3 separate regions of the Homo sapiens genome follow, and regions 2 and 3 are each linked to region 1. Evidence: read pairs that join two places in POLR2A ChIA-PET (ENCODE). Cell type or tissue: HepG2. All regions are shown on one strand. Each heading gives the region's core, and the rest is flanking DNA. Links, peaks and the distances in the headings are about the cores only.

The links. Peaks named below come from ENCODE experiments on the same cell type or tissue, not always from the same donor. Only the 100,000 strongest peaks of a DNase experiment are listed, where the experiment ranks them.
Region 2: POLR2A ChIA-PET joins it to region 1 with 5 read pairs; 2 of 35 experiments call an interaction of 5 or more read pairs at or near these places.
Region 3: POLR2A ChIA-PET joins it to region 1 with 5 read pairs; 2 of 35 experiments call an interaction of 5 or more read pairs at or near these places.

Annotation. Positions count from the first base shown.
Region 1 is chr2:65,298,332-65,304,365 of GRCh38, forward strand. No RefSeq gene overlaps it. Among named protein-coding and RNA genes, the nearest start is that of ACTR2, 74 kb to the left of the region's middle. RefSeq lists an enhancer at 2,499-2,608. In HepG2, for the core only: no CTCF peak of the experiment used is centred there; DNase peaks (open chromatin) are centred at 1,097, 2,102 and 2,900; H3K4me3 peaks cover 2,151 bases.
Region 2 is chr2:65,525,168-65,531,201 of GRCh38, forward strand. No RefSeq gene overlaps it. Among named protein-coding and RNA genes, the nearest start is that of LINC03050, 74 kb to the right of the region's middle. In HepG2, for the core only: a CTCF peak has its summit at 2,907 (motif pointing right); a DNase peak (open chromatin) is centred at 2,784.
Region 3 is chr2:65,184,158-65,190,191 of GRCh38, forward strand. LOC124907779 (a long non-coding RNA gene) reads right to left here. Exons shown (of 2, transcript XR_007086461.1): 2 at 5,433-5,654. Among named protein-coding and RNA genes, the nearest start is that of ACTR2, 41 kb to the right of the region's middle. In HepG2, for the core only: CTCF peaks have their summits at 3,284 (motif pointing left) and 4,912; DNase peaks (open chromatin) are centred at 1,664, 2,484 and 3,264; H3K4me3 peaks cover 2,065 bases; H3K27me3 peaks cover 505 bases.

The DNA of each region.
Region 1 (6,034 bases), core at 320-5,319:
AACTGTAAAGGTTGTCTGTGAAGACTGCTGCCTGGGCAGATGGGGACCTTCATGCCTAGATCACCAAAGGAGGCATGGATCAAAGTCCAGAGAGTTGAAGTAGCTTGCCCAAGGTCACATAGAAGGTGGGGAGGACCTTGGCTCTAGCAGGCCTGCTCAACAGAGGTTTGTCTCGTCTCTGGTTGTTACTAAGGCTCAAGAAGATCTTGATGCCCTCTCTAGGCCCAGGGGAGTGGGTACAGTACCAATGAGTGATGCCTCCCCTGCTGGTAGCAGGCAGTGGTTAGTGTCCTTGTCACGATTTCTTTTTCTTTTTCTTTCTTTTTTTTTTTTTTTTTTAAGACGGAGTCTCACTCTGTCGCCCAGGCTGGAGTGCAGCGGCGCAATCTCAGCTCACTGCAAGCTCCGCTTCCCGGGTTCACGCCATTCTCCTGCCTCAGCCTCCTGAGTAGCTGGGACTACAGGCGCCCGCCACCGCGCCTGGCTAATTTTTTTTTTTTTTTTTTTGTATTTTTATTAGAGACGAGGTTTCACCGTGGTCTCAATCTCCTGACCTCGTGATCCGCCCGCCTTGGCCTCCCAAAGTGCTGGGATTACAGGCGTGAGCCACTGCGCCCAGCTTCTTTTTCTTTTTTTGAGAAGGAGTTTTTGTCTGTCGCCCAAGCTGGAGTGCAGTGGCATGATCTCAGCTCACCGCCACCTCCACCTCTTGGGTTCAAGCGATTCTCCTGCCTCAGCTTCTTGAGTAGCTGGGATTACAGGCGTCTGCCACCATGCCTGGCTAATTTTTGTATTTTTAGTAGAGATGGGGTTTCACCATGTTGGCCAGGCTGGTCTCAAACTCCTAACCTCAAATGGTCTGCCTGCCTTGGCCTCCCAAAGTGCTGGGATTACAGGCGTGAGCCACTGTAACCGGCCTCGTCACTATTTTATAAATTCCCACTATTTTTTTTATTAGTCAGGATAGTATATGGTGGTAACAAACAAACCTGAAATTGTACTGGCCTATTACCAAATTTATTTTTCACTTACTCATTCACCCCCGACTCAGGGAACTCCCCTGTCAGCTGTCCTCCCTATGGTGACTCAGTGACCCAATCTGCTTTCATCTTGTGGCTTGCCACCTCAATGTGTGGCCTCTAGAACTGCCCCGGGGGAGGGGCACATCGCTGGGACAGGGTATGGAGGATGCAGGCAGATCACACACTGACCCTCAAGTGTCTCACCCCGGTCACTTACAGCCCACTGGCCAGAATTATTCACGTGGCCACGCCTAACTGCAAGGGACTTGGAATGGCAGGGAGGGGTCTCCTGGATAGTCTTGAGCAGTATGTGTCTCTGCCAAGCTCCTAGGCTGGTGGGGCTGGCAAATACGGGCTGCTTTAAGCAGGGGAATGACCACAGGTCTGTGGGGAGGTTGTTAACAGTAGATTTGGGGACCAATATTAGCTTTTAGGTGCTACCCAATTGCTAATTCATCTGCAGGGGTCACTTATTTTTCCTAACCATCTTACTGTAGAATAAAACACACATACACAGAAAACCTCACAAAACAAATGTAGAGTTTAAGCTGAGTAAATAAATGCCTCCGAAGGCAAGAAGGAATTAATCGTTTTAGTTTTTGGACTCAGTGCTGTATTTTGCCATAGCATTTCTAACATAGCTTTGGAAAAGTGAAGTTTTGAATTTCAGAGGTATAATATTCCACTTTTAAACAGAGGGCTGTCTAACCTCGACAGCGAACTTGCAATCTGCCTGTGACCAAGGAGTGAGGAAGTCCTCCCCTCTCACAGTAAATGTTAGGTTGGAAGGTGGGGTTCCTGGGGCCGGCCAGCCAGTGGCCTGGGAAGCAGCTGAGAGCCTCTCCCCATTTTCCCTAACTGTGGACTTGGTTTCTGGATCATCCTGCTTCTTAGGCCCTGGTGCTTCAAGAGAAAGTTGAATTGGCCCCGAGAGGCCACCACACCCACCGTGTGGTCCCTCCTCCAGGCCAAGCTGCAGCCTGGAGGTCAGCCTGACCCTCGGGGACTCCCAGCTCTGGGCAGAAGCCTCATCGTCCCTGCCAAGGTATGTGTCAGCCTCAAGGCAGCACACAATGTTTTGGTAACTTGCAGAGGCTGAATCCTAGAAAGACCGCGTGTTCCTGGCCGCTGGACGCTGGCCTTGGTGATGCTCGCCCCCGTCCCGGAAGCCCGATGCACCTGCTGGGAGTCAGCACCGGGCCGGGCCTTCCAGCCAGCTCTGCCAGCACATATTTCTAGGCTCAAGTCAGACTTGGGAAAGCATGGCCCTCTCCTGGCTCCACATCCTGCTCCCCCTGCACCCATGGAGCAGCTGACCCAGTTTTTGGTAGAAAAATGAAAATCTTTACCAGTCAGATGAGAGGAGAGGAAGCAAATGCCACGCTGCCCTAATTTAGCCCAGACACAACCCTCCTTCTGAGGAAGGGATGAGGAGCTTGGGCCTTCTCACTCTCTCTTTTCAGAGCATTTGGAACAAACTCCCAAAATACCAGAGGCTGAGTGCAAACCTCCTTTGCTGTCATCAAGAGGGAGGATGAATCATGCAAAACACGCAATTTCTATCATCCCAAAATACTGCACATATACTTACATTTAGTGTCATTTTACATGTGCGAGGTATTTTTTTAAAAAATTCTTTTCTCTTTCACTCCTTTTTTTTTTTTTTGCTAAACCAAAAACACCAGCTGTAAAACCCACTGCTTCCTTCCCCGCCAAGTCTGCAGTGGCAGGAGGCGGCGGCAGCAGACAGCAGGGCCCCCTGTGCTCTGAGTCAGGCCTCCCTCTCAGTGGCTCCCTGCCTGCAAAACAAACTTAAAAGCTGGTGAATGGGACGTAGGGGCCCGCAAGCATGCAGGGAGGCCTAAAATATTTGCAGAGGCACACACTGTTCGCAGAATGAAAGGCCACTATGTAAATATCTGGGCCCCGGGTGAGGCGAGGCATTCTGAAAGTGGCTTTTCTGTTAGTCGCATCAAGCCAGCGAGGAAGCAAAGGCATTCATTCAAAAACATCACGCAGGAGCCACACCACAACTTCCTGGCCCCAGAGGGTAGACTCGAAAGGGACCACAGCCCTGAGGCCTGAGTTTCAACCTTTCTCCTTCGCTGCACGTTTCACAGGATGGTTCTGTGACAGCCGACAATGTCAGCTTTTAGGGATAGGCAGACAGGATTGATTTTCTCTCCTTTGGCAGGGAAAAGGCTTTTTTGGAAGACACTCAAAAGGCAACCATAGTTACTGATGGAGCATGGCAAGCATGAGACAGAGGCAGCTATTACCCAGGCTCGACAAAAGAGGAAAAAACGTGGGATGGATTTTGCAACAAGCCCCAAATGTTGATTCCAAGGACCCGAGGATGAGTGTAGAAGCGGAGCAGGCACACCTGACACCCCTCGCGGCATCCCCTTCAGATTCCCGGGAAGTCTCACAGAGACATGAAACCTGGCATCAGCTCCCTGACCAAGATGAGACCATGAACCAGTCAGAATGTTCACGAATCACATTGTCCTGGGGATGCATTTAGAACATTCTTGGATTTCACACCATTCATGTTGCCCCCTCTGAGCCAGAATGGGGCAGACAGCCCCAGGAAGGAAGGAAGGAAATAGTTTTGTTTCACTCAATCTCTGTCAGTGGATAGCCTTCCACTTGGGCAGGAATTATCGTCTAGGTCAGACAGAACCCAGTTTCATCTTCTCTATCCTCCTCTCTCCAAAGCAACAAAGACTGCAATTTCCAGCATACAACAAAGAGAGGGAGAGAGAGAGAGAGAGAGAGAGAGAGAGAGAGAGAGAGAGAGAGAGCGAGCACTAGCTGAAGACACACATCATCTTTTTCAGGTGTTTAATTGCTAGAGGAAGTATCTTCAACAGTGGTAGAAAGGGGAGGGTGCTAAGAGTGGCCGCTCAAAGAAGCGATGTAAACTACATTTGATTCTCTGGTTTAATCAGAGATTTTAAGAGCTGAGCAGAAGATCCAACTGTAGGCTGGCTCAGAAATACCCCAGATAATGCTCACCAGGCATGAACATCTGAGCTAGACGGGCATAGATCCACAAGCGGAAGCTGCCAGCACCCAACTGGGAGGCTTAGGACAAGGCATTTGCCTTGTCTGATGGCCAAGGTCAAGCCTGGATAGAGGGCTCTCCATGCAATGGAAAAAATACCAACAAGGGGCCAGAGAAAAGAGAGTAGAGCCTGAAGGGGAGAAAACTGCCCTCAAGGGCCAGAGGTAGCAGGTCTCTCTGAACATTACTACTCTACAAGAAACAGAGGCTCATCTTAGATGACTGCAATTTAGGGTCCTCTGAATGACACAAGAAGATATGGCTTCAACGGAACTGGCCTAAGAAGGAAGGGGAATGACAAAACAGTCTAAGACGAGATACAAAGGGAGCTGTCTAAAATAAGAAGGCAATACAAAGTAACCAAAAATAGAAGACCAGAGTCAAAGCTGCAGTTGAAGGGAATGAGAGCAGAATTGACTACAAAACAGCCTGTTAACCAAGAGAGGAAGAGGCCACACACTTTGTTCTCAGGATCTCTGTACACTCTTAAAAATTACTAAGGAGGCCGGGCACAGTGGCTCACGCCTATAATCCCAGTACTTTGGGAGGCCAAGGTGGGAGAGTTGCTTGAGCCCAGGAGTTTGAGGTTAGTGTGCTACGATTGCACCACTACACTCCAGTTGGGGAGACAGAGGGAGACCTTGCTTCAAAAAAAGAGAAAGAAATAACTACATTTGCCAAATAAAAAATATTTTAGAGAACAGAAATACTGGCTTATATTTTGAAAACCTTTAATTAATAGAAGACAGCTGGATTCTCATATCTGCTTCTGAGTTCAATCTGTTGTAATGTGTTGTTTTGATTGAAGTATATGAAGAAAACCTGACCTTAGACAGATATGTTGTTGGAAAAGGGAAGAGAGTTTAATAGTCTTTTGAGAGATCCTTGTAGGTAGTCTTCTTTGATACTCTGCCAAAACTCATAGGTAATAATTTCTTAAAGGTTAGTCGTGGGAGGTTGGGTGCAGTGGCTCATGCCTGTAATCCCAGCACTTTGGGAGGCCGAGGCAAGCAGATAACCTAGGGTCGGAAGTTCAAGACCAGCCTGGCCAACATGGCAAAACCCCTTGTCTACTAAAAATACAAAAATTAGCTGGGTGTGGTGGCAGGTGCCTGTAATCCCAGCTACTCGGGAGTCTGAGGCATGAGAATAGCTTGAATCCAGAAGGTGGAAGCTGCAGTGAGCTGAGATCGCACCACTGCACTCCAGCCTGGGTGACAAGAGCGAAACTCCGTCTCCAGGAAAAAGAAAGGTTAGTTGTGGAATCTAAAACCACATCACTTGGTTACATCAAAATTCATTATGGGGGCTGGGCGCAGTGGCTCACGCCTATAATCCCAGCACTTTGGGAGGCCAAGGCAGGAGGATCACTTCAGGTCAGGAGTTCGAGACCAGCCTGGGCAACATGGGGGAAACTCTGTTTCTACTAAAAACACAAAGATTAGCCAGGCATGGTGGTGTGTGCCTATAGTCCCAGCTACTTGGGATGCTCAGGCACGAGAGTCGCTTGAACCCGGGAGTCAGAGGCTGCAGTGACCCAAGATCACACCACTGCATTCCACAGCCTGGGCGGCAGAGTGACACTATCTCAAAAAAACAAAACAAAGCAAAACAAAACAAAACAAACAAAAAATACTAAAACAAAAACCCAACGTTCATTATGGGCCTTTCACTCTGAATGGATCTTTTACCCATGCGTGATTTTTTAACAGCAATACATTGGTCATTTGGAAGATATTGACTCTATTGCAGATCTGAAAGTTGACACATATCATTTTCATTATACAATATATATTTTAAAATCACATATCCTTTGCTCTTGTCTCCTAGGCTGGAGTGCAATGGCACGATCTTGGCTCACTGTAACCTCCGCTTCCTGGGTTCAAGCGATTCTCCTGCCTCAGCCTCCCGAGTAGCTGGGATTACAGGCACCCGCCACCACACC
Region 2 (6,034 bases), core at 306-5,305, 230 kb after region 1:
ATGCTTGTGCTAAGGTAGATTCAAATTTATTTCGGGTTTAAGATCAATGGGAACATTTAAAAAATGAATTGCTCATATAATTATTGCTTGAAAGTCCATCTCTTCTGTTTGACTGTAAGCTTTCTGAGGGCAGAGCCTATGTCTTTATTTGCTCACTGTTTTATCCCTGGGCTTTAGCATGGTGCCTAACACATAGCAGAAATTCAATAATTTTTTTATTGAATGAATTTGGCATAATTAGACAATGTGGGGTATTGCTAGATGTTAAAATTTGAAAAAAAATCTGAATGTGTGCAACATAAAAAACAAAACCCCAATGATTTATCTTTATAGCTCCAAAATGTCATTATTAGCTTAAGAATATATTTTTGTGTGACAAGCAAGTTGATTTGCTTATTAAATTATTAATTGATATGTTTAGAGGGCTACAGACCTTGTAAAACATTGGAGGAGGTTTTGTTTTTTTTTTTTTTAACCCCCTTCTTAACTCAAAAAAGTCTAAGGAGGGAGAAAGAAAAAGCTGATTTTTCAGCTGTTTGTTTTCTTTTTCCTCCCAACACTCTGAGGTTTCTACGTGCTGTTAAAACAGGGCCAAGAATCCCTGGCTTGGATTCTGTCTTTCCTTGGGGGCAGAAGTTTCCCTCTCAGGCCTCCGGGGTCTTTCCAGTCTGCAGTCTTCAAATATGGGCTGACCAACCCAGAAATGATATTTTTTGTTGACTAACTCCAGGCACATATGTTCTTTCGTGGAGGGATATTTTTGAAAGAAAGGCTGCACAGTTTCCATTTGCAAGAGAAGAGTATATTTTCAGAAGCTTCTATGGGAGGGAGACTGACCTTTGCTCTAACACAGAGAGTCTTCTTCAATCTGGGATTTTATGGGGAACCTCATCTATTTTCTTTCTTCTTCTTTCCTGCTGGAGCTAGTTTCCTCTGTTCTCTGGTTAAACATTTTTATTGGATGGATTTTACAATGGGGAGGAACACATACTTTTTTGTTGAAAGACCATCTCCAGCTAATGGAATCTAATCGGGCCAAGGGAATAAAATTTGGGAATTCAATTTCCTCAAACTGAGTCGACACTTCACTGCTCCTGTTTCATGCACTTTGAAATATGGCGTGTTCATGTTTGAAGGCACAGAGAGAGTTGAGCTCATTCTTAAGTGAGACATTCTAGGCAAGAAATAGCTAGAACTAATATTAAAATCGTCAACTGTAAACGCCCCTTCTACCCCAACAAAAGACAACAGTATGTGAACTAAACCCCTCCCTTCTATACGGATGCTGCAGAGAAACCCCCTGTTGTCCTTTGGGAACAATGGTTGGAATAAGTATGTAATGAGTGGGGGTGAGGAGAAGAGTTTGAAATTAAAAAAAAAAAATGTTTCATGTGGTAGATCAGAAGCTGACCAATAAAATATTGCAACATTTATACCAACCAACCCTATGGTTATGGTTGCAACTGTACGTAATTATATCTCATTTTCATTTCATTTATTTTTAAAGAGCTTAGAGATTTCTCTTTCAGCTAAAAACAGTATAGGGCGTTTCATTGATGATTGGGAGAGGGAGGGTGGAAGTGTGGTAACAGAGTCACCTTGTTACTGTGCACTTGGGATATATGCTTTGGTCCATGACAGCTGAGCATAGAACGACCTCATTCAGGAACAAATATCGTCTAAAGATTTTGTCTAAGAAACCCAGTGCTATGTACCCCCTAGTTATTTACAGAGAAACACAATAATTTCTATAAAACTGAATGTGTAAACAAAAATTAAAATCCAGCCTCAAGAAAGGAAGAGCATCTTCTCTAGTCTGTCTGTGTAGGCCCCTCCCCAGTGGAACTTCAAATTCCTTTCCCAATCCTATTTGCCACTCTCCCCACTCAGAAAACCTTTTCTCAAGGAAACTTGCCCACACCTCCACTCACATATTCATGGAGAAATACTCCTAGTCTTGAGCGTTAGAATGCTATTGTGTGAATGTTGCATTTTGATTTATTAATAGGACATTTGAATCCATCTTTACTCTCAATCATTCAGCATATTTCTAATCTAATTTTATACACCAGTTTATAATTGTTCTCATTAAAGAGCTGTGGAACAGCCTGACTTTAAAAGGAAAGTAATGGAAATAGAGAAAGGAGAAATCAGGGTAACTGGGCAGAGACAATATCCGTTCTTTCATTTTTATATAGAAATAGAATTTTCAGCTGAGCATAGGGCTGCCCAGCTAAGATGACAAGAAGACCAATCTGCCTTGTAGCTAGGACCAAGTTTTGGCCAATGGGATGGGCAGAAGTGATGTGTGCAGCTTCTAGGTCATGCCTTTAAGGGGAGGACACTTCTGCTGAACTTCCCCTATCTCCTACTGCCAGTGACAGAGGTGTGGATGTCAGCATGAGACATCCTAGACCATGCAGATAAGGACTATGCCCATGGATGGCAGATCAACAACATAGCAAGCACCTGAGTCTCAATCCTGGGCACTACTGTGTCAGCCCTAGATATACCCAGACTATTACATAAAAGGGAAATTACATTCTCTCTTGTCTAAACTACAGTTGTTTTAGATCTCTTTTGGAGCAGCCAAGCCTGTGTCTGACACTGAAGAATTTTATTACATTCTTCAGCCCTGGAGAATTTCATTAAAGAGACCTCCTTGCAAAGTTGGTAATCTCCACACATTTTGCTTTGCTTATCTAGGCAGGTCAAGTCCAAAGTGCATTTTTCCAAACGCTTCTGCTCCTCTTTCTGCCTAGGAGTACTCTTATCAGTGCTTGGGGTGGGGGTGCTGAACTGAACCATGAACTTAGGAAGTTAAGCTATCTCTGTGGGAGTCACGGGTGCTGGATGAGAGCAGGATAAGCAAGCTACTAGAAAGAGAGACACAAGAGGGCTCCCAAGCCAAAAGGACTTGAGGCCTTGAGCCTTCAGGGAAATGGATGCATCTGAAGACAGAGTGGCCCTCGAAGCAGGACTGGTTGGCCGCAAAACAAGAGAAATGGTGGTGGTGTCATCCTTGCTTTGCAGGAAGAATACTCTCACTGAGCTCTCTTAGAGTACTTCTGGCCTCAGTAGCCTGCAGGAATGGAAAGGAAAGGGTTTGTCAAGACAGCTCTGTGTGAGCAATGTGCAGCAGGCTCTTCTCAGGCTGAGGCCATTAATCTTTCATTCATTGAATCACCTTTGCTCTGATGTCTCATTCACCAAGCCCTCTTCTGCTGCAATTTGGTTTCACACCTGGATCTCCTACAATGAAAGTGCTGATCATAGAGACTTTGAGCCTTTCTGGTCTTTGTGATGTGGATGGCTCATGGCAAATAAATAAAGTCGCTGCAGGTCAGGATTTGGCTTCCCAAGTTGCTTGCATAAAGAGTGAATAATGCAGATCTTGCTGCAGGTGATTTGGGCCCAGGTGGAGTTATGTTTCTCTTTGTACCATAATGCATTTGCATTCTGGTGTCTGCCTAAGGCTTGGGTCCTTTTCTGTAGAATGAGACCATTTTTTAGCCCTGATAACCCCTCAGGGAGTCTCTGAGACCACTTAATACATTAAAAATCCACCATGGGTTCCTGCCCTTGTCTACCAGTTTTCCCTTGGACTAATGGCTGGAAGTTTTTTATGTTTGATGAGTGTGACATTAGATGGACAAGTTCACCCCATGCCTATTCCCTGAGTTATATTCAGCTCTAGGACACTTGCCCTTACCCTGTGCCTTTTTCTTCTTCCACTGAAAAGAGCATATGAGAATGTAAGGAGGCTTTCCATCCAGGAGAGAAAGCCTGGGATCCTCTCTAGGTGGTAATGAGAAAGGTTAACTTTTGCAAAGCAACATATTCCTTCTGCCATGCTTAACCTTGATGGGGTCACATTCCAGTGTGGGGAGGCTGCTGTTGTAAAGTGGGGGACCCCCTTCTACCCTGGTCTGCTCTCTCTCTGCTGAGAGCCAGGGATATTGCTAGATTTGGCAAAGCATAATGTTCTGGCTCTTTATGAGCGTATGCTAAAGTATTCAGTCTTTTTTCTAGGTGAGTTCATTTTGCTTTGAGACAAAAATCTTAGCATTTGCCCTTGATTTTTTACCCTAATTTGCAATTTTAATATTATTTGTGATTAATTTTTTAAAAAGCTTTTCATTTTCTAGTCTAAATTAATTATAGTCTTTTATTTTGGAGAATAGAAAGCTATGTATTTTCAGCTTGAAATATGTTAGAATGATGAGTGGGGAAATAGTTTTGTTTAATGGAAAGAGCACGTGTTTTAGTGTCAGATTTTTAGCGGTGTTTGCGATATAGCACTTTATCGTTCTGAGCCTTGATTTCTTCATCTTTTAGTTAAAAGGGGATTTTTGCAGGACTGTTGAGATAATTAGATACTGTTTGTAAAGCACCAGCCAGGGCCTGGGATGGAGGACATTAACAGATGATGCCCTCCTTTATCTTTCTGTACAGCGGGTGTGCCCCAGAGCAATGCAAGGATCAACCATAGATGCCCAGGTTGTCCTAAACTTTCAGGAATCCCCATTTGAAGGTGACTCCATAGGTTTTCTAGGCTGAGTTTTGGGAGTTTCTGGTAGTGGTGGCAGAAATGGAGTTGGAGGAACAATGTGTGTGTGTGTGTTTGTGTGTGTTTGTGTGACAGAGACAGAGAGACTGCCCAGTTTTAGGGATTTCAAGGGAAGGAGCTGTTTTAGCTTGATCTTATACAACATCCCTGTGATATCAAAAACTTGGGGCTGGGCGTGGTGGCTCATGCCTGTAATCTCAGCACTTTGGGATGCTGAGGCAGGCAGATCACCTGAGGTCAGGAGTTCGAGACCAGCCTGACCAACATGGAGAAACCCTGTCTCTACTAAAAATGCAAAATTAGCTGGGCGTGGTGGTGCATGCCTGTAATCCCAGCTACTCGAGAGGCTGAGGCAGGAGAATCTCTTGAACCCGGGAGGAGGAGGACACGGTGAGCCGAAATGACACCATTGCACTCCAGCCTGGGCAACAAGAGTGAAACTTGGTCCAAAAAGAAACAAACAAACAAACAAACAAACAAACAAAAAAAAACTTCGGTTCTGTGTCCATTTTCTGTAGCTGAAGAAACAAAAAAAGAAACTTGGGTTCTGTGAAGATAAATCAGCTCAGCACTGGGTGCTGTTAACAGGAAGGGAGTGGGATCAATTGGCCAGTCACAGATGGATGGGGAGAGGCAGGAGAATGACCACCTGTGCCAACAGTGGAGAGGCTCTGGAAGGTCCCCATGCCCCTCAATGTTCCTAAATGTTTCTTCTCCTGCATACTAATCTGAAATAACTGAAACGCCACAAGTTATTTTTTTTTCCTCTCTCTGGAATCCTTGTGTCTTTCTTTCTTTCTTTTTGTGCTCCCTGTAACTACACACCCAGGTAGCTCCTTCTGAAATGGTGCTGTGTCTGGGACTAGTTTGGAGAAATCTGGAAAACTTGCTCATGACTGTATTTAAGTCACTTTGTCTCTCTGGGCCTCTTAAAATTAGTCACTTATTGAATCTCTGCCAGAGCCAACCAGATCCACAATTCTAAATGTAAAAGATTGTTATCCACAGAGTTGGCTTCTGGAGTGGGCATCTTCAGCCATCCTAGGGAACTGTGGGTGGGTAAAGGTTGCACGGGATGCTGAAGACAAACTTGAGTCACTTCTCAGGCAGGCCCCAGCCTCACTGTGGGTGCCTTTAAGGCAGCAGTACCCAATCTTTTTGGCATCAGGGACTGGTTTTGTGGAAACCAATTTTTTCTATGGATGGGAAAATGGGACTGGTTTCAGGATGAAACTGTTCCACCTCAGATCATCAGGTATTAGATTCTAATAAGGAGCATGCAGCCTAGATCCCTTGCATGCACAGTTCACAATAGGGTTCTTTCTCCTAAGAGAATCTAATGCCACCGCTGATGTGACAGGAGGCAGAGCTCAGGCGGTAATGCTCTCTTGCCCGCTGCTCACCTCCTGCTGTGTGGCCCAGTTTCTGACAGGCCATGGACTAGTACAGTGGGTTGGGGATCCC
Region 3 (6,034 bases), core at 306-5,305, 110 kb before region 1:
TTAATTAGGATACAGACCATTCTGTCCTATGCTGTTAATAGTTTATTGAATTCTATAAAGTACTAGAATAGGGAAGAATGCTTTTATTGTACTTTTAACAGATTTTTCCTGCAGATTCATCACCTCAGGTAGCCATGCAATAACTGTTAATAGATTATAACAAAGATAGAGAAAGAGGCCTCATTGTAAATAAACAAAGCATTTTAGTCTGTTCTAACAGATTGCAACCTATTAATCATTTGTGTTAGCTTTCCAGGGAAACCTCCATTTAAATATGGATTTATCTGCTTCACAAGTTTCATTAAGGGTCATTATTCTTATATATTTATATTAATAATTGCAGGAGAGAAAAATATTACAGCATTTTTTTTTTTTTTTAGATGGAGTTTTGCTGTTGTTGCCCAGGCTGGAGTGCAATGGTGCCATCTTGGCTCACTGCCACCTCTGCCTCCCGGGTTCAAGTGATTCTCTTGCCTCAGCCTCTCGAGTAGCTGGGATTACAGGCATGCGCCACCACACCCAGCTAATCTTGTATTTTTATTTTTTATTATTTTTATTTATTTACTTAATTTTTTTTTTTTTGAGATGGAGTTTTGCTGTTGTTGCCCAGGCTGGAGTGCAATAGTGCGATCTCGGCTCACCGCAACCTCCGCCTCCCAGGTTCAAGCTATTCTCCTGCCTCAGCCTCCTGAGTAGCTGGGATTACAGGCATGCATCACTACGCCCGGCTAATTTTGTATTTTTAGTAGAGATGGGGTTTCTCCATGTTGGTCAGGCTGGTCTCGAACTCCTGACCTCAGGTGATCCGCCTGCCTCGGCCTCCCAAAGTACTGGGATTACAGGCATGAGCCACCGCACCTGGCTAATTTTGTATTTTTAGTAGAAACGAGGTTTCTCCATGTTGGTCAGGTTGGTCTTGAACACGGGACCTCAGGTGATCCGCCCACCTTGGGCTCCCAAAGTGCTGGGATTACAGGCATGAGCCACCACTCCTAGCAATATACTCTTTATAACCTCACTACAACCACCTCAGATAGGCATTATTATTCACACTTTAAGCATGGAGAAACTGAAGCTCAGGGAAGTTAGGTAACTTGTGCCAGGTCACACAGCAAGTTAAGTACTGGAGCTGGGTTTGGAAACTGAACATTATGTCTCTAGGGCTGAACACTTACCTATTAAGCTATTATCTCAACTGCAAGTTTGATCATAAGACAGAATATTTACTTACTAATTAAGATGTACAAATGGGTAGGTTAGAGATTTTGGCTTTAGTCCTTACTCTGATATTTTAGCCAACTTTCTTCGTGACTCATTTTTTTTTTAACCTGTCAAATGGGAAAATAGCACTTACCTATTGTATGCAACCTATTTTTACCTATCTTTATTATTATGATAATAGATGTTAAAGTACTTTGAAAAGACAAATACTATACAAATGTAAAGTGCTACTACGATTATTTTTCTAAATAACAGAGGGCACTACACCTGTCTTCTGTCTTGGTGGGGTCAAGGTCTAGATTGACATTCTAATTCAACAAACATTTCCTTCTTTCTTTCTTTCTTTCTTCTTTTTTTTTTTTTTTTTTTTTTTTTTTTTTGAGACAGGGTCTCAGTCTGTCACCCAGGCTGGCTGGAATGCAGTGGCGCAATCTCAGCTCACTGCAGCCTCAACAGCCCAGGCTCCAGAGATCTTCCCACCTCAGCTTCCTGAGTAGCTGGGGGTTACAGTAGCTTCCCGAGTAGCACCCGGATAATTTTTTTTTTTTTTGAGACGGAGTCTCGCTCTGGAGGCTCTGTCGCCCTGGCTGGAGTGCAGTGGCATGATCTCTGCTCACTGCAACCTCCACCTCCTAGGTTTAAGCGATTCTCCCTTCTCAGCCTCCTGAGGAGCTGGGACTACAGACGAGTGCCACCACGCCCGGCTAATTTTTGTATTTTTAGTAGAGATGGGGTTTCACCATGTTGGCCAGGCTGGTCTCAAACTCCTGACCCTGTGATCCACCCGCCTCGGCCTCCCACGTGCTGGAATTACAGGCGTGAGCCGCCGCGCCTGGCCGCACCCGGCTAATTTTTTCAATTATTTGTAGAGGCGGTGTTTCGCCATGTTGCTCAGGCTGGTCTCAAACTCCTGGGGTCAAGCTACCTGCCCGCCTCAGCCTCCCAAAGTGCTGGGATTATAGGCGTGAGCCCCCACGCCTGGCCAACAAACACTTAAGTGTCTTCTATGAACCTAGCAAGTGCTTGGCACTGCTTCTGTTGAGTGCACAGCCCCAAGCGGAAGACAAACATTAAATACGCAATTATACAAATATGATAAAGTTTTATATTGTGTCTTGAAGGAAATAAACCCCTTGTTAGGAAAGAGAATGAGAGAGTGGACTTGGAGGAAATGACTTTTTCTCCACTGGGAGAGGGAAGAGTGGAAAACATGGAGAGGGGAGTGCTGTGCATGAGTCATGGTGGGAGAGATACCAGCCCAAGGTTGGGTCACTCAGGGCCTTGGGGGCTCTGTATTGGGCTTTGTACTTTATCCCAAGTGCAACAGAAAATCCTTTTTTTTTTTTTAACTTTTTTTTTTTTCTACTCTTGTTGCCCAAGCGGCAGTGCTGCAGTGGCGCAATCTCGGCTCACTGCAACGTCTGCCTCCTGGGTTCAAGCGATTCCCCTGTCTCCCAAGTAGCTGGGATTGCAGGCGCCCACCACCGCACCCAGCTAATTTTTGTATTTTTAGCAGAGACGGGGTTCACCATGTTGGCCAGGCTGGTCTGGAACCCCTGACCTCAAATGATCCGCCCACCTCGGCCTCCCAAAGTGCTGGGATTACAGACGTGAGCCACCGCGCCCGGCCAGAAAATCCTAAGGGGTTAGGAGCTGAGGCCTAGAATGGTCAAAGAGTTGGAGGTGTTTGCAAAAGTGATTTCATTGATGACCCGTGATGTCTGGGTTGAAAAGGGGAGAGTGAAGAGAGGAGGGGACTGCAGGATGGAGAGAAAGCAGCAGGGCTTGGACTGAAGAGCTTGCTAAGCTGAAAGGACTGTTGCTGCGGGGGTTACTTGAGAGCACGGAAGGAGAGGAGAGCGTGTTTGAATGAGTGAGGAAGGCTGTGAAGTTTCTGGTCCATGTTGTGATCACGGGAGTGGGTGGTGGTAACAGAGCAGAAGGAAGTGTAGCTGGGAATGTGAAGTGAGAAAGCTAAAAGGCCAGAATGGCTTGACAGAACCAGAGAGCAAGTTCCAATTCACGGGAGGCTCAAGCGCCTGGGTTTTGTACAGGGCTGACCCCTGCTGGTAAATTCTGGTAGAAGCCCAGGAAGCCACGCTGCTCGCTTAGGAGAACCTGAGAAGTGTGGTAACAGCGGTCACAGGCAGCAAAGGAAGAGGGCTGTTTTTCCTTAGACATAACATTTTCATTTTTGAAATGTCTCTGCCAGTTTTAGGCTTAGAATGTCCTCACAACTAAAGCATTCTTTGTAAATAATCCCCAACTCATGTTATCAAATGATGAAAATGCAATGTATGAATAATAGGGAGAAAAATTTCTCCGTGAATTGTCTTTTCACTTTCTTAGTAAACATATATGTAATAAAATGCACACATCTCAACTGTAGAGCTAGATGAAACTGTAGAAATGTATAAGCCCATTACGTAACAAATGTAATCATCACCCAGATTAAGTTAGAGCATATTCCAGTAGATCTCCCCAAAACCTCCCTCTTGTCCACTCACTACTTACCCTACTATCTTGACTTCTAACAGCATAGATTAGTTTTGCCTGTTGTTGAAAGTCATATAAATGGAATCAAACTGTATGCATTCTTTTGTATTTTGTTTCTTTTCTTTTTCTTTTTTTTTTTTTTTTTTTTTTTTGAGATGGAGTCTCGCTCTGTCGCCCAGGCTGGAGTGCAGTGGCGCAATCTCAGCTGACTACAACCTGCACCTCCCGGGTTCAAGTGATTCTCCTGCCTCAGCCTCCCAAGTAGCTGGGATTACAGGCGCATGCCACCATGCCCAGCTAATTTTTTGTATTTTTAGTAGAGATGGGGTTTCACCGTGTTAGCCAGGATGGTCCTGATCTCCTGACCTTGTGATCCGCCCGCCTCAGCCTCCCAAAGTGCTGGGATTACAGGCGTGAGCCACTATGCCCTGCCTGTATTTTGTTTCTTTGACTTAACATATGCCTGTGAAATTTACCCACATTGTGGTAGTAGTTCATTCTTTTTTAAAAAATTGCATTAAAAAATATGCTACCATTATTTATCCATTCTTTTTTTTTTTTTTTTTTGAGACGAGGTCTTGCTGTGTCACCCAGGCTGGAGGGCAGTGGTGGGATCTCAGCTCACTGCAACCTCCACCTACCAGCCTCAAGCAATCCTCCCACCTAAGCCTCCCAAGTAGTAGCTGAGACTACAAGTGTGCACCATCACAACTGGCTAATTTTTGTGGGTTTTTTTGGCTAGAGATGGGGTTTTGCCATGTTGCCCAGGCTGGTCTTAAACTTCTGGGCTCAAGCAATTCTCCCAGCTCAGCCTCCCAAAGTGCTAGGGTTACAGATGTGAGCCACTGTGCCAGGCCCACTATTTATCCATTTCTATTACTGATTAAAATTTGGATTGTTTCCAGATTATGACTATTATGCTCCTATGGCCATCCATCCATATGTCTTCTGTTAATTGTATGTGTGTGTATATGTATATATGTATTGTGTATGTATATGTATACACACATACATATGTGTACAGATATGTATGTCTATATACACACATACACACACATGCACACATATACACACACACATATGTTTGGTTAGTTGCCAGGTCACTTTAAGTAGGCAACAGAAAGGACCTCAAGAGAACTCCTTGGAGAATCTGACTTGAGGTCCTTAGAGTTTGTGTAGTACAGAGATGAGTTCTGAAAACATTCTCCAGGCCAAAGTGGCCAGAGGTGGCAGAGTAGAGAGGGCTGTGTTAGATGTGGACTACACGCCCTCTGAGGACAGGGCAAAGTACGGGTGGTTCTTATGGACCAAATGTGGATCCTGGGTCCCTCTTGGATCCTTCCCTAGAAAGACCATGGGATCCCAAAAGAGAGGTGGCCTGAAAGATGACAGGGAGCGGTCAAAATGGCAGTCAGATGAGAGGCATTACCAGGAATCTCTGAGGGACTCAAGGAGGGGAAGCCCTGGGATCTCCATCCCCTAGGGGGTACCTTCATGGGGTACCTGTCAGTAAGATCTTTCTGTCCCTTCCTGTCCCAGAAGAGGAGCTGGAGACAACATAGTGAGGGCCGGGGAAGAGGAGGACAGCCACAGTGGGAAAAGAGGACCAGAAGCTATCCATGACTTCTCCCCGACTGTCGGCTTCCCAGCCTGAAGCAGCTCAGAGCTGGGAGACTGACAGAAGCTCCAAATCAGGTAAGGATGTGGAGTTGTGATTAAGACACTAATCTAACTATTTAATTACTAAAATATCCCTGATAAAATCTTCTGCCCCAAAACTTGCTTCCCCTGCTGAATTCCTCACTTCACCTAATTGCAACTCCATCCCTCCAGTTGCTCAGGTCCGCAGCCATCAAGTGATCCTTCTGTTTTCATTCACATCCCATATTCCATGCATGAGAAAATCCTGCCGTCTCTACTTCAGTATGCTTCATGTTCTGAAATGGGAGAGTGGTCGAGTAAGTTTTTGGTGTTTACTGTATTTTGGATGTCCTGAATTATTCATTGTTGGCCAACATTCAGGAACTAAGCATTAGTACAGCTTGTAGATTTTCTGATTTCCTTATTTATTTATTTATTGAGACAGGAATCTTATTCTGTCACCTAGGCTGCAGTGCAGTGGCATGATCTCAGCTCACTGCAGCTTCAACCTCCTGAGCTCAAGCAATCCTCCTGCCTCAGCCTCCCCAGTAGCCGGGACTACAGGCATGGGCCATCAATGCCTGGTTAATTTTTTGAGGAGATGGGGTTTTGCCGTGTTTGCCCAGGCTGGTGTTGAACTCCTGGACTCAAGTGATCTGCCCACCTCAGCCTCCCA